Regions from separate parts of the Homo sapiens genome. Here all the other regions are linked to region 3. A link is a loop called in an ENCODE intact Hi-C map of the cell type or tissue named here. Cell type or tissue: IMR-90. All regions are shown on one strand.

What was found. Peaks named below come from ENCODE experiments on the same cell type or tissue, not always from the same donor. Only the 100,000 strongest peaks of a DNase experiment are listed, where the experiment ranks them.
Region 1: it touches region 3 in a loop (5-fold over the local background); 34 of 110 quality-filtered maps call a loop at or near these places.
Region 2: a loop joins it to region 3, with 11 times the contacts of the local background. A loop is called at or near these places in 22 of 110 quality-filtered maps.

Annotation. Positions count from the first base shown.
Region 1 is chr10:69,741,236-69,746,235 of GRCh38, reverse strand. No RefSeq gene overlaps it. Among named protein-coding and RNA genes, the nearest start is that of COL13A1, 58 kb to the left of the region's middle. In IMR-90, a CTCF peak has its summit at 2,862 (motif pointing left); a DNase peak (open chromatin) is centred at 3,725; H3K27me3 peaks cover 275 bases.
Region 2 is chr10:69,694,065-69,699,064 of GRCh38, reverse strand. No RefSeq gene overlaps it. Among named protein-coding and RNA genes, the nearest start is that of LINC02651, 12 kb to the right of the region's middle. In IMR-90, a CTCF peak has its summit at 2,755 (motif pointing left); a DNase peak (open chromatin) is centred at 2,844; H3K27me3 peaks cover 420 bases.
Region 3 is chr10:69,797,555-69,802,554 of GRCh38, reverse strand. It overlaps COL13A1 (collagen type XIII alpha 1 chain), which reads right to left and starts at 649. Exons shown (of 41, transcript NM_001368882.1): 1 at 1-649. The coding sequence starts at 131. It overlaps LOC124902444 (a long non-coding RNA gene), which reads left to right and starts at 784. Exons shown (of 2, transcript XR_007062179.1): 1 at 784-1,509; 2 at 2,419-2,692. In IMR-90, CTCF peaks have their summits at 1,279 (motif pointing right) and 2,257 (motif pointing right); DNase peaks (open chromatin) are centred at 654 and 2,274; H3K4me3 peaks cover 1,165 bases; H3K27ac peaks cover 581 bases; H3K27me3 peaks cover 280 bases.

The DNA of each region.
Region 1 (5,000 bases), 56 kb after region 3:
ATCCTGACTTGGGATTATATTACATCTACTTATACAGTAGTCACCCCTTAGCCAGGGGGATCCTCTCCAAGACCCCCAGTGGATGCCTGAAACCATGTCAAATCCTAGATATACTATGTTTTTTTCCTATAACACATACCTATGATAAAGCTTAATGTATAAATTAGATACAGTGAGAGATTGCTAACAACAAAATTAGTAATAAAATAGAACAATTATGACAGCATACTACAGTAAAAGTTATGTGAATGTATTCTCTCTCTCTTCCTCAAAATATCTTATGGTACTGTACTCACCTATTTTCACACTGTAATTGACCATGAGTAGTTGAAACTGCAGAAAGTGAAACCACAGAGAAGAGGGGAATGACTGTATTTTTTTCCCACTCAACAGTGATTTTGAGATCTATCTATGTAGGTACAAAAGGATCATCTTTTAACTAGTGAATCGTGTTCCATTGTGGAATAGGTCACATTTCAGCTAGCTATTTCCTCCTGGGAATATTTCGCTTTCCATTTTTATTTTACCATCAATATTGTAATGAAAACCCCATACACGTGCTAGTGTTTCTTCAGGGTAGGTACCTAGAATAGGTTCCGAGAAGTGTGATTGCTGGGTCATGGGCTATGCCCATTTTCAGGTTTAATAGATTACAGCAAAGTTGCCATAGGAAGTGACTGTACCAATTTATACTTCCGCTCACAGGTGTGTGGGTCCCTACCCCACACCCTTGTCTACTTTTCTTTGACCACAATTAAGTTTGCTCTTTTGCCGATCTGATGAAAATTACTATTGCATTTAAATTTCCCTGGTTACTAATGAGGGAGAGCTTGCTTCTGTGTATGTGTTGATCATTTGTGTTTCTTCATGTTATCTGCTCAGAGCATTTGCCTGCTTTTTTATTGTGTCATTTGTCCTTTATTGACTTATGATTCCATATCGATTGTGGATCTGGTCCTTTTTCTGTATGAGTTTCGAGGCTCTTTTCTCAGCATGTTACTTGGCTTCCAATCCTAGCCCTGCAGCAGTGATCCCTGCTTACTCTAGGTGTGTCCCAGGACATGGAGCACATAAATAGCAGAGCAAAGACTCACAGCCAGGTCATCAAACATCAAGTTTCATTCTCTTTCTTTGATGTTCTGCTGCCTCCCCGGTGTTCAGTTATAACGTAATCAAGTACCCCCATTTTTCTAAGAGATAGTTTAATTATTTTTTCCTCTCTCTTCTTTTTTCTTTCCTCCTTTCTCCCACTTCTTACTCTGTCCTTTAGAAATGCAATGACAGCCTTTTACCTCCTCTTCACCAGACATTCCTTACAGGGCAAGTTCATCTAACTATGTGCTTAGAAGCTCCAGAGCCCAACTCTCACCCACCAGGAGGTTGCCTCAAGAGATAACAGTTGAGTTACAACCCAAAGTATGCCCGCTGAAGTTTTGAGCCACTTTTACAACTTACTTGCACCCATGAAGACACCAGCTTGACTGCCTGGTAGATAAGGCACTGATGTGGGCATGCAGACCCCATGCCTGCTCACTTCTGCCCCTGCGTCGCACCCCCGCCCCATCTTGGAAGCAGAGAGCACACCCCTCACCAGACACTGAATCTACTCGTAGCTTGATCTCAGACTTCCAGCCTCCACAACTGTAAGCCATACATTTCTGTCATTTATAAATTACCCAGTCTGTGGTATTTTGTTATAACAGCTCAAACGCACAAAGACGGGCATTAAAAGAGTCAGTATTTCCAGAGATGACCTTGGATTCCCCAGGGAAGGAGGAAAAGGCATCAAAGCTCATGTTTTGAGGGGCTCCTGTCTCTCTAGGATCACAAGGATCTGGAAAGTGTCCTCATTATCCAACTCCCATGACCCATTGAAGGTGGCTGCTTCATTCGTTTCCAGGAGTCTCTGGTGGCAGCTCTCGGGGCAGTGGTTCCTAATGTGCACTCTTCCTGCCTCCCCAGGAAGAGGAAGAAAGCCCAATCTCAGGCAGGGCCCCTGAGAGATTTTAGGGGTCTCTCAGAGGCCCTGCATGACAGTGGGCTTTGGTCTCCACAGTCTCAGGTTCCACAAACACCCTTCTCTTCCCAGCCTGGGGATGAAGGAGGGGGGCCTCTCCAAATATGTTCCTCAACAAGTGCTCCCACCTTTTGCTCTGTTCTCCCCCGAGTCCCACCACGCTTCCCACCCCACAAGACAATCAGCACAATGACCCATTAAGAGCCTGGGCTTTGCAAATAAAAGCCCCAAAACTTGTCTTGCGGGTAGCCAATACCTTCTGCTTTGGGTGCTGCCACCCGTTGCTGCCCATTAGGCCCCCTCAATGGCTTTTCCTCCTTGGCTCTGTTCTCAGTCCCCTCTGACAAGATTAGGGCCAAGGCTCCAGCATTCACAGCTCTGGAAACCCTCCATGCCATCTGCCCTCGGCCTCAGCTCTGCTATGTGCCCTTGGTGGGCTCACTGACCTTTCTCAATCTCTAGCCTTCCCCTCTGGAAAGTGAGGTTTCTGGTCTTCACCACCCAGGAGGGGCCACCCTCCCTTGGCGGCCAAATATCTGGAAATGGAAGCCTTGGAACAAGAGCCTGCAGGGTGAACTGCTACTCCTGAGCCCACCATGCTGCTTCTGTGCAGTGGGAGTTTTCTAGGTTAGCCTGACACCTAGGGCCATCAGCGGCCTGGTGTCTGCTCCTGGATCAGACCTTAGTTCTTAGTCCTTCCTCTGACCCCCTCCCTTTCTTGATGTCCCAAGGATGCTGGAGTCTCTACAGTAGCTCCTGGCCTGACTCTCAGCCTCAGAAGAGGGCCAGGTTGGAAGCCTCCCAGCCCTCTCCTGCAGGAAATCCTCCCACTGTCGCCCTCTGCTGTTGGGCCTGGCTGGCTTCAAATCCCCTCACGCTGCAGCCTGACAACGTCTTCAGCCTCATCTCTGTGGTGAAGCTCATATACCAGCCACACCAAACCTTCCCCCATTGTCAAGACATGCCATCTTTCTCCACATCTCCATGTCTTTTTAAGGCTGTTTCCTCTTCCCCAAATATCCTTCCAACCTACTGTGTCTACCTGGCAAGCTCCTACTCACCCTTCAGTACCTCAGTCCCCTTGAGATCCTAAGGTTATGGCTGGGCTTAGTGTTAAAGTGTACTGTGGCTGATTAGTGATGTCTGCCATGGTGGCAGGAGTGGGGAGGGATAATACAGGACGATGGAGTGGTCATCCTTGTACCAAAGCGTGCCCAACCCCAGTTAGTCTCTCTTTCCTCAGTTCTCCAGATCTGTGTGTGGAATCACAGCCCCAGCCACATTGTATTTTACTATTTGCTGATCTATATGTAGACTTTAAGCTCAAGGGCAGAGGTGGTGACATGCTCATGTTTGTACCCCATTGGCACAATAAATCTCAATACATGTTTATAGAAAGAAAGAGAAAGAAATACATAATTTTCCAAAACCTTCGTGAAGTGGGTAATATTTTCCCCAGTTTCTGAAGGGGGAGAGTGAGTCTCGTGGATTAAGCCATGTGTCTAAGCTCCTACAACTTGAGGGTGGTAGGGACAAGATTTGGGTCTGGGCAGCCCTGACGCCAGAGCCTAGACACTTGTGCAGAGTGCCCTATTACTCCTACAGGGCAGCCTTCTGTAGACTTCAGGCCCATGCCATCTCCAGGTTTCTATTCAGATGGCAGACATGATGAATGTGCAGCTGGTCTTGAAAGGCTGTGTGACCCAAGATGAGTCACTTAACCTCTCTGGGCCAGCTTCCACATAGGCAGAGCAGCAGTAACAGTCTTTCATGGCCTTTCTCATAGGGCCTTATATGCTTCACATCAGCTACAGGATGGGAGAGGGCTTTAAAGTCTGCAGAGCTAGATTCCTATGTGAGATTCTAGTTCATAAACACATAGAGCAGAGGCCCCACCAAGCCCATACTCCATTTCCCCTCGGGGGAAGCCACCTCCTCTGTCCTCATCTGTCTGCCTTGGAAAGAAGCAGGCCAGTGGAGCCTAGCCAGTGGAGGCTGGCGAGCAGCCTCCCTCCCCAGCCTCCTTTCCCTCCATTAATGCACAGGTGTTGTCACATTGTGGGAGCAGCCTCAGGTCCCAGACACCCCAGAGGTTTCCACAGTCAGCCTGAATCCCTGGTTATCTAGCAAGTGAGTGAGAAGGGAGAAGGTGCCAAACAGACATGCTCCACCTTGTTAAGGCCAAGAAGGAAGGAAAGATGCTTGAACGAGGCCTGGGGTGCGGGTGGGGTGTATTTGACTGCAGTTATCTGCACCAGGGGCCTTGGATCTGCCTTCTGAAGAGTTGTCTGTTTGTAGGCTGGGCTGACTTATTCCAGAAAGGAGCAAGCAGACATGGCCGCCTGCCCTGGTAGGTGACTGCCCAGCTGGGCAGGGATATGAAGATGCATTCATTTATCTAACAAGGATTTAAGAATAGGCAGTGGGTGCCAGGCTGTGTGTTGGGCACTGGGGACAGACATAGTCTTTGCACATAAACTGCTCCTGGCCCTTTGGCTTAATTCTCAAGGATATTTGAAGAAGGAAGCACCCTCCTGCCCTATCAGCTGCTCTCCATGCTTATAGGCTTAGGGAAAAACTCTGCACTTGGACCTGATTTTAGAGCATGTTTCCCTCACCCAATTACAATCTTGTTTTTATTCTCTGTGCAACCCTGTGAGGAAGGCATAATGGGGGCTAGTCCCCACTTGGTAGTTGTTGGAAACACTGGAGTGCTGGGTTCAAAGAGATCCTGAGGTCATGTCTGGGCTCAGTGTTAAAGCATGCTGTGGTTGATTAGTGATGTCTGCAATGGCAGCAGGAGTGGGGAGGGATAATACAGGTGCAATGGAGTGCTTATCCCTGTACCTCCTCAAAGGCATAGGTTGAGTCTTGTTCACTAATGTACCCACGATGCCTGGCATGGCACCTGGTACAAAGTAGTTGCTCAGTAACTATGCATTATATATAAAAGAACAAAGAACAGTGAGAATGCTGAGACCTA
Region 2 (5,000 bases), 100 kb after region 3:
AAAAAAAAAAAAAGGAAAGAAAGAAAGAAATAACCCTGAAAACAACAGAGAGAGAGAAACAGTATACTTGAAAGGTTCAGAGATGTAGACAATAGAATAAAGTATATGACACAGATGTAATCAGAGTCCTGAAAGGAGACAATAGAAAGAATAGAAGAGAGGGATCATTTTGAAAGAGTGCTTGAGAATTAGATACACAGATCTACAGATAAAGGAAGACACATTTCATTTTTGTTTGTTTGTTTTATACTTTAAGTTCTAGGGTACATGTGCACAACGTGCAGGTTTGGTACATAGGTATACATGTGCCATGATGGTTTGCTGCACCCATTAACTCGTCATTTACATTAGGTATTTCTCCTAATGCTATCTGTCCCCCAGCCCACCACCCCACGACAGGCACCAGTGTGTGACGTTCCCCACCCTGTGTCCAAGTGTTCTCATTGTTCAATTCCCACCTATGAGTGAGAACATTCGGTGTTTGGTTTTCTGTCCTTGTGATAGTTTGCTCAGAATGATGGTTTCCAGCTTCATCCATGTCACTGCAAAGGACATGAACTCATCCTTTTCTATGGCTGCATAGTATTCCATGGTGTATACATGCCACATTTTCTTAATCCAGTCTATCATTGATGGACATTTGGGTTGGTTCCAAGTCTTTGCTATTGTGAATAGTGCCGCAATAAACACACGTGTGCATGTGTCTTTATAGTAGCATGATTTGTAATCCTTTGGGTATATACCCACTAATGGGATGGCTGGGTCAAATGGTATTTCTAGTTCTAGATCCTTGAGGAATCACCACACTGAAAGGAAGACACATTTCTAATGTATATGCATCATACATCCAACAGAATGGATAAAAAGAAATCCACACCAGGTCCTACTGAAGGGAGATTTTATATCACCAAAGATAAAGAGAAAATCTTGAAAGCAGCCAGACAGAAAAGACCACTCATCTACCGAAAAATTACAATTAGATTGCCAGCTATCAGCCATGGGAGAGGCCAAAAGATAGGGGGAAATACCTTCCAAATGCTGAGGAAAAAATTAATCATCAGCCCAAAGTTTTATATGCAGCAAAACTATCTTCCAAAACTATCGTTTCAAAAAATATATATTTCAGGTAAATAAAAACTTAGGGTTTTCCACTAACCTTCATGAAAGGAACTCTTAAGGAGGCTGTACTTTAGGAGCATCATGAATCTTGTTTCCTTTAGTAATGGAAATAGCCCCAAAGCAGGAGACAGAAGAGCCAGTTCCTAGCCTTGCCTCCTGCATTAAAGCAGGGTAAGATCTTCACAACATCATGTCATTTTCAGAGCCTTCAGTTTCCTCAGCTGTTACATGAAGGTGAGGAAAGCTTTCTCGGCTTATTTAAACCATTGCTGAAAGGTGATGATTCTCGAAGTATGGTCTAAGGTCCCCTGGCCATTTCAGGGGGTCCCACAAGGTCTTCCCTTTTCCAACCACATATCCATATGAGACCAGATTTTCTTCCAAAAACAGCCCGCAGGAACAGTTTGAAGGCAGAAACAGGTACGGGAACCTCAGCGTGTCGTATTAAGCCAGACATAAAGGAGGTTTTCCACAATGTAAAACGATGCAGCAAATGACTTGATCCACCTGGCTGAAAGGACAGGCATAGATAGCACCAATAGGAGAAATGTCACATTTGAGAGTCCCTGTGCTCACTGTCGAGTCAGAGGATATAACACAAACCAGTGGTCTCCCGCTGCCTCAGCTCACATCCCACTGCAAAGGAAGTTCTCCTGACAGCATGTCTGCTGGGTTCCCAGAGCCTGGCTTTCTACCTGCACCAACAAGGAAGCCAGCCAGCAGAATGGCAAACAGGTTTTTCTTCCAGGGAGAGGTGGAATGTGAGAGTGGTGGGTTAAATGCTCTGATACAGGTGTGTTTCCCTGGGAAGCAGGCAGCCAGTTGGTGTGGATAGCTGGGTGGGCGGGTGCAGGGCTGGGTGGATGCAAGTCTGAGAGCCTGGCTGCTGGGACGCCCTACAGCATCCCAGCTCATAGATCTTGTCCTTGCCTTATCCCATCCAACTTCCCTGAGGGGTTTGGGGTTTAAAAAATATACAAATCTTACATTTTTCTCTGATATATTTTTTTTTTTTTTGAGATGGAGTCTCACTCTGTTGCCCAGGCTGGAGTGCAGTGGCTCAATCTTGGCTCACTGCAACCTCCGCCTCCTGGGTTCAAGCGATTCTCCTGCCTCAGCCTCCCAAGTAGCTGGGACTACAGGCACGCACCACCACACCCAGCTAATTTTTGTATATTTAGTAGACACGGGGTTTCACCATGTTGGCCAGGATGGTCTCAATCTCCTGACCTTGTGATCCGCCCACCTCGGCCTCCCAAAGTGCTGGAATTACAGGCATGAGCCACCACACCTGGCCTCTCTGATTTTTTAAAATAGCTTTTTTGTGGTAGAAGACACATGACAAAAAATTTATCATTAGCGACATTAAAATACACTCACAATGTTGTACAACCATCTCTCTGATTTGGCTCTTATTTAAGTATTATTACATGCTTGTTATGTAAGGGACGAGGAAAAAGTAGAAAGAAAGAAGTAAAGATTATCCAAAAGTTTACTCTCTGAATACAGCCATAGTTAATACCTGAGGCCACTGCTCCCAAACCTTGCACTGAGGCCCCTGGGGGCACCATCGCCAATTCACAGAGTGGCTGCAGGGATATTTTAAATTTTGTGGGAAGTACAGTGACACCTGCCGGATGCTCCGCACACTACCAGTTTCAGCTTTAGGGCCCACTACATTCCTTTCAGTGACATCATATCTTTGCGAAGTGTTTTGGTGGTTGCTGTGATAAAAAGCAAATACCATGTGCAAATCATTGTGGACCAGGAAATGAGGTGATGGCATCCGATATGATTCCAAGGTTTGAGAAACCATGCAGTACCCAACATATTATACATCCCATTAGTAAATAACTGTGGTTAAGAATGGAATAAAAATATCTTTTCCTTTATGTGTATTTTTAGATGGCTACAAAGTTGTTAGGACAGACATACACATTGATTTATTTAGACCTAACTACTTAATAATGGATCTCTTTGGTGTTTCTTTTGGTCTTGGGGGCACATAAGTAATAAAAAAATTACTGTGACACTAAGGGTGCTATGGAAAGAGGAAGTTTGGGAGTCTCCATTCCAAGGCATTTACATCTAACTTTCCGGTGTGTCCAAAAATGACTATATTAATATCTTAATTAAGCTCATGTGTGGATACAATTTTATAGTGAATATTACCATCAATCAGTTGAAGAAACTGGGCTCCAGAAAGGAGCAGTCACACAGCTAGCCGGGTCCCTGTTTGTCACACCTTGCTGATTCACTCTTTAAAAGCCCCAAGATGGCAGATCTCAAGAGCCAGCCTCACCAATCAACATTTACGAGGCTTAGAATCACCCTGTCTTACTTTAGGCTGTTGGCATGGTGCAGCCCCTGATTCACTGATAAATCAGAAATGCCCCAATCTTCCCTCATTACCCTGGAAGTTCATCCACCCTTCGACATAAGATTCTCATAAATATATAGCAGATGACTCTGGAAAAATAAATCCATTGAGCTATTATCAACCACGGATACCTCCATGTGAACAAGCTTATCAGAGCCTTTCCTGAGAGAAGTTTTGATAAGAAAAAAATTAGGTCTCTGAGAAAGTGGGTAGGCTGCGTGTTTCACATGAGACTCTTTGGAAATACTGATGCAGAGATTTGTGCAGAAAGAACCAGTCCTGCCTCGCTTGGGTTCCTTAGGCCTTCTGGAGGTGCTCCCTGCAAAAGGAGCCAAGCAAGGCAGGACTGGGAAAGGAAGGAGGTGAATCATGATGAGGTTGCACCTGAGGCCTCAGCCATCCTATGGGGGGGCTCTGCAGCTGAGATGGTCCTCCAGCATGGTCCCAAATTGAGGCACGGGGTGGGCCTTCATATCCTAATATCAGATTGTCATTGGTTGTAGTCTCCCATGGCAGCAGATATGACCCAGAAGGAGGCAGTCTCCAGAATGCAGCTGTGAGCCATCCACAGCTAAGAGTCCCAGCAGCTGGAGGATGGATGATCAGCCTTGCAGAGCAGACCTGGCTAGAGTCTCTCACTATTCAGTTCAGGGCCATCTTCAGAAAGGAGAGGAGATGCTCTCAAGACAGAGCTGTGAGCTGGGGCCTCTGACTCAGGACTGCAGGGGCCAAGGGGAATCTGGTAGGAAAGGAAAAGTTGTTCAGTTGTTTTGGGGACAAGGAGAAGTCATCCCCAGATCTTAGAATCAGAACAGAGGGTCAAATATAGCCTCAAGATGGATTTTGTCTGGCTCATAAGTAGCCAACACTTGAAAATTAGGAAATTTTGGCTGGGTGCGGAGGCTCACACCTATAATCCCAGCACTTTGGGAGGCCAAGGCAGGCGAATCACCTGAGGTCAGGAGTTCAAGACCAGCCTGGCCAAGATGGTGAAACCCCATCTCTACTAAAAATACAAAAATTAGCCAGGCATGGTGGCACACGCCTGTAGTCCCAGCTACAAGGGAGGCTGAGGCAGGAGTATCACTTGAACCTGGGAGGCAGAGGTTGCAGTGAGCCAAGATAGTGCTACTGAACTCCAGCCTGGGCAACAGAGCGAGACTCTGTCTCAACCAAAAAAAAAAAGAAAAAAAGAAAATGAATTAGATTTTATATAAAAATTCGTATTTCCTGCTTCTCTTTAAAAAGCTAAATATCTAGACAGTCTCAGGTTTACATCTCTCCAGGGCCTGAGGTGACCCCTTTAAATTGGGTCTGTTCCCTCCAATTTGCCATAGTCCCCACCAGTCCCTGTAGCCTCTCTGATAACCATGTGTCCTTGCCACAGTTCTTTACCCTCATTTTTAGGCACCTGGGTTTCCCACTTACCCATGTTCCAAGCCTGGCCCCTATGGGCACTGGGTTGGCCACTCTGACTTTAGAAGTTCCCACCTACTGGTTG
Region 3 (5,000 bases):
GACCCTGGACTCGGCAGCCGTGCGCCGCGCTCCGCCCGCGCCGCCACCAGAGCCACCGTCCCGGGCGCGCCCAACTCCCCAGGGCCGCGGGCACCGGTGGCTGCCGCTTTGTGGGTGCGCTCCGCTACCATCCTCTCGCGTCTTGAGAACCAATAAATAAATAAATAGAATAAATAAAGGCGACAGCCGCTGCCAAAAGGCTCTATCCAAACTGCGGGGCAGGGGGAAAGGGCTTGTATCGCTGGAAAACGTCCCTTTCCGCTGCTCCCGGCAAAGAGGACGGAAAAATTAGCAGTAGGAGAGGAAGTGCCGAAAAAGCACAACCAGCGGTAATTGGGGTACACCTAGGTGAGAAAAAAGTTATTTCGAAGAACGTTCCAAGTCCAGGAAAGTTAGGGGAATCTGACCGGCTCTCCTTCTCTCCGCCCAGTCTTTCCCTTCAAGTGTCTGCAGAGCAGTTGGTGCCGCGCTGTCAGTCCTTCTGGGCGCCTCGTGTCTCCCGGGCCAGTCAGTTTCAGTCCCCGGGCGAAGGGGCGCACACGGAGGGCCCCATGGGCAGAGGTGGGTCGTGGCGGCTGGCGAGGAGCGCAGGGGCCGATTCCGGCGCCTCTGTAACTTGACACACTCCCTGCGGCGGCACGGATCGGATGAGCAATCCGTGCTACTTCCCAAACTAATCTCTCCCTCCCCCCTCCCTCCTCCTCCTCCTCCTCGTCACTCCTCCTCCACCTCCCGCGGGGCCGACGGCTTGGATTTGTTTATTTATGCAAACTCGCCCAGGGTGGGGGGCGTGGTGAGCAGGTCCGGCGGCCCCAGCCCGCCGGCCCGGGAGCCCCTCTGCCGCGCTCCCCGTCCTCTTTGAAGTGACACTTGGGGTTATTTATAGGCAGGAAGGGGGTGTGGAGTGGAGCTGGCGCTGCACTTCCCTCTCTTTCTCCGGATTCACACCGAGGGCTCGTTTGGCCTTCCACGGAGGCGGTGAGGCGGGCACCACCTTCCATGGACGCGTTGGGGCAGGCACCACTCCACCTTTCCCAGCCCTTGAGACCCTCCAGGAACTCGACTGAGTTATTGTCAGGGCTTGTGGGTGGATCTCCACGTCCTGATCAGGACTACCTGATCCCTTCAGCCACCGCTCCTCTACTCCCAAGCCCCCAACCTCTTTCCCCTTCCTTCTCCCCCGACAACCGACTCCCCGGGGGCTCTGTACCTCCTGAGATCTGCAGCTCCTCCAGTGCCGGGCGGCCAACCACATCTTTACTCTGGGGTGAAAAGTCAGCCCTCCAGGGGGCAGCAGAGCTGGCAGCCCTTCCTCTCAGGACCAAGACCTGAGGTAGTATGAGACACTGAAAACGGAGGAGATCTTATTCCAGGTATCTGAGAGGTGGCTCATTGGGGCCGCCTGCCAGTCCTGACATCTCCCCTTCTTGCCTGCCATTAATCTGAGACCCATGCCATCTATCCCTGTGTGGTGAGACCAGCCTGCCTCAATCATCCCAGTCATCAAAGGTGAGCAATTCCTACACAAACTCAGGTTCCATCCCTGCGGGAGGCTTAGGGCTAACCAGGCTCTCTCCTGTTGTCATTTCCTATATTCCACTAGAGAAAAACTGGTGGCCTGAAGGGCATTTGGTAGTTTTCTCTCTTCTCTTGTCACCTCCTCCACCCCCCACATTAAGTAGCATTTGTATCCCAAGAGACTTTATCTCCTTGTGCCTGTTGACATTCCTGTGAATGAGGTGGTGGGACTGAGTTTTTGGGAGAAAGCCTGTCTTCCTGGAACAGCGGGCAGAGGAGAGTAGACTGGGTTTTCAAATATGCAGTGGAGGTGGGGGCAGCAGTGGTGCTGGGATTCCATTTCAAAATAACAAGGCATGCCAGTACAAACTTCCCATTTTCTATATTGACCTGATGGAACTTGATATATAATACAGTGTCACTGCACTTCTAATAAAGTGTGGCACACTTAATAGTGCATATTGGACTTGTAACATAGTAAGTACTGAGATCATATGTAATAAAGGTAACATTGACTGCTGGGCCAGTCAGCCACTATGGAGGACAACAGGAATAGAAGGCGATGCTGCTGAAAGAGCCCGTGGCCAGGAGCTCTGGGTTCCAGTTCCAGTTCTAGGATTCTCCTGATGGCTTCAGTGGCAAGGGCACTCTGTTTTCTCCATCCCTGTGATGGGATGTCCCAGTCCACTCTACAGAGGAATGAATCCTTGGGAGACTTGGATGGTATTGAAGAACACCAGGGGGCGTTGGAGAGTTTCTGCACTGGGAGGTACAGGCCAGGAAATTCAGGGACTTTGGACTTCCCCCACTCCCCTCCCAGGCTAGTCTGAATGGAGGAACTGAGGTGGGGAGTTAGTTTCATTCCCTCCTTATTCTGCAAACTGATCTTTTCCCTTTCAGGACTTTGGAGGCCCTCAGGAATGCTCAGGCAGTGAAATCTAAACAGTTTGGAGCTGGAGCATCCTTGTGATTGGGAACTGAAAGAGGAGGGTGTTGCGCTAGCCTGACCTGGCCCCAGCATTGCAAACCCTGGAGCTTCCAGGGGGACTCTGGAGTCAGAGAAACCTGGGTGTAAATCTCCCTTTTGTCAATGTGGAAGCTGCTGAACATCTCGGAGGCTCAGTTTTCTCATTTGTAAGATGGGCTGATAATAAAAGTATCTACCCGTCTGGAAGGACTGAATGAGGTAATGTATGTAAAGCAGTGAACACAGTGCTGGCACAGGGCAGGCACTCAATAAAGGGCATCGGCTCCTTCTTTGGAATTCATGGCTGCTAGGGCCATCTCAGACACAGCTAGCTCTGGGCTCCCAGTTGTGAAACAGGAAGAAGTTTCCATCCCAGAGAAAGCAAATGGATCACAGTTAACCTCCATTTTTTCCCTACCTGACAGCTGAGAGTAGCAGCTTGTGAGCAGCAGGAGTTAGCTTGTGTTGAGGGGCCTGATCCCCAGGTATCCCTCTTCTTCTTCCCACACTGCTTAGAATTCTTGCCCTGGGAGATTTTTCTTTCAGGTAGAGCATTGTCTACCCCAGGCACAAGTTACAGCCTCATGTGGCTTATCTTGAACCCTTCTTTCTTCATAGGTGGGGGCCAGGACCTGGGGACACTGAGGTGAAAAGAGTGCCTTCCAGGAGCTTTAAAAACAGTTGATTAAGGAAGACAAGTCATGTTCACATAAAACCGCCACAAAAGGCAGAATAGCGAAAATCCACAAAACATGTAAAGACCACAAAAGGTGCTTCAGGGCTCCCAGAAGAAAGGGGGGGGATTCAGATGCCTCAAGAAAAACACCAGGAAATAGATTTTCTTGTTTGCAGTAAGAAGAAAGAGGGCCTCCAATGCTAACCCAAAGACTTTGATTTTAAACTGTGGTCTTGGTTACACACCTAGACAAAAATGAAGAAAAAATGCCCCAGGCATACAGCCTCTACTGTTCTTCAAGTCTTTTCTGTGTTTTTCCACTTTTTTGCTCCTGCTAGACCCTCTGCCAGGAAGGCCACCCTTCTCTCTCCTGTTTTCTACACCTTAAAATCCTGTCATTTGCTCCCAGCCCGTTTTTATTGAGCAAACCCCACTTCTCTTCCTCCACTGTGGCTTTGACAGCATCAAAATCCTTCCTGAAACCAAAACTACCAGCGTGGCATCTCTGAGGCCCCACTGTGCTGTCTCCCACTGCCTCTTCCACTGCCTCTCCCACCAGCTTTTCAGGCTTCCCCAAAGACTCAGCTTCTGCTCCCCATGACAAAAGCGAAGGTCAGCCCTCCTCCAGAAGGCCGCAGGTCCTCTGTCCTCTACTTGGCTCTTCTGCCCATGGCTCTTGACCTGCCTCTCCCATTTCTTCCCCATGGAAAGCTTCCATGGCCAGGACCTGCTCCAGGTCCCCTGTAGAGGCCACAGGGGAGCCAACACCTGTCATTTTATTTGCCCTGAGCCTAGTCCCCCTATTCCTAGTAACTGTGACTCAATTTCCTTTGGGGAACTTTCTTCTCCCCAGGACATATGGCTCTGGTGGAGTTAACTCCATACCTGGCATATGAATAGGAAGTAACCTCACCAGTTGTCCTCTCTCATCTCCCCTGGCTACTGTGACTAGGTCAGAGAGGACATGTGGCCCAGTTCAGGCCAGTGAGAGTTGGGCTGGAGTGACTGGGAGCTACAGCTATTTCCTTGGAAGGGCTTTCTAAAGGGATGAGCTGGAGCTGCCGCAGGTGTCTTGCCACTGTTGATAAATGAGGATGAAGCCAACACGGAGGCAAACAGAGGTGGAGAGTGACTGAGTCCTGAAGACATCACCGAAACCCTTCAATCAAATTGTGCCAGAAGCCCGGTGACAGGAGTCCTTTCAGCTCCAGCCAGTTTGAGTTGGGTTTCCTTTCTTGTAAGTGTAAGAGCCCAGTCACATATAGGGCCTCAGGCTACCTTTCTGAGTCAGAATCTCTTTGTGGTTGGTAGGAAGAGATGGCAGGGAAGTCCAGGTTCCTGTCTGCTTCTAAAAACTTCCCAAGGGATTGGGAGGTCCATCCAGGGAAGAGACTGGACTGAGCGCTCGCCTTGGGAGAACTTGTCCATCGTAGGCTCCAGTTTCTATCTCTCTGTGGACAACTCTCCCACTCAAACACACAGTTCATGTCCCACGCACAGCTTGCTCGTGGTAGCTCTTGGAACACCCCTCCCCTCCACCTCACACTCAGCTTCCTCACACCCTCCCTGCCCTTTGTTCCCTCGGTGCCAGGTATGGCATCACCCTGTGCTCAGCCGGGATGTTTGCTTTCTCCCCTGCCCTCCCTTCCCTCACTCACTTGAGTAGGGACTAGTCCTGGAGATTCCACCTCCTTCCCTTTTTTTTGGATCTGTTCCTCCTCTCTGACCTCTCTGCTTCTGTTGTCTGCCCCAAGCCTAAGGTTTTTCTTGTTTTTTGTTTGCTTGTTTGTTTTGAGATGGAGTCTTGCTCTGTCATCCAGGCTGGAGTGCAGTGGTGCA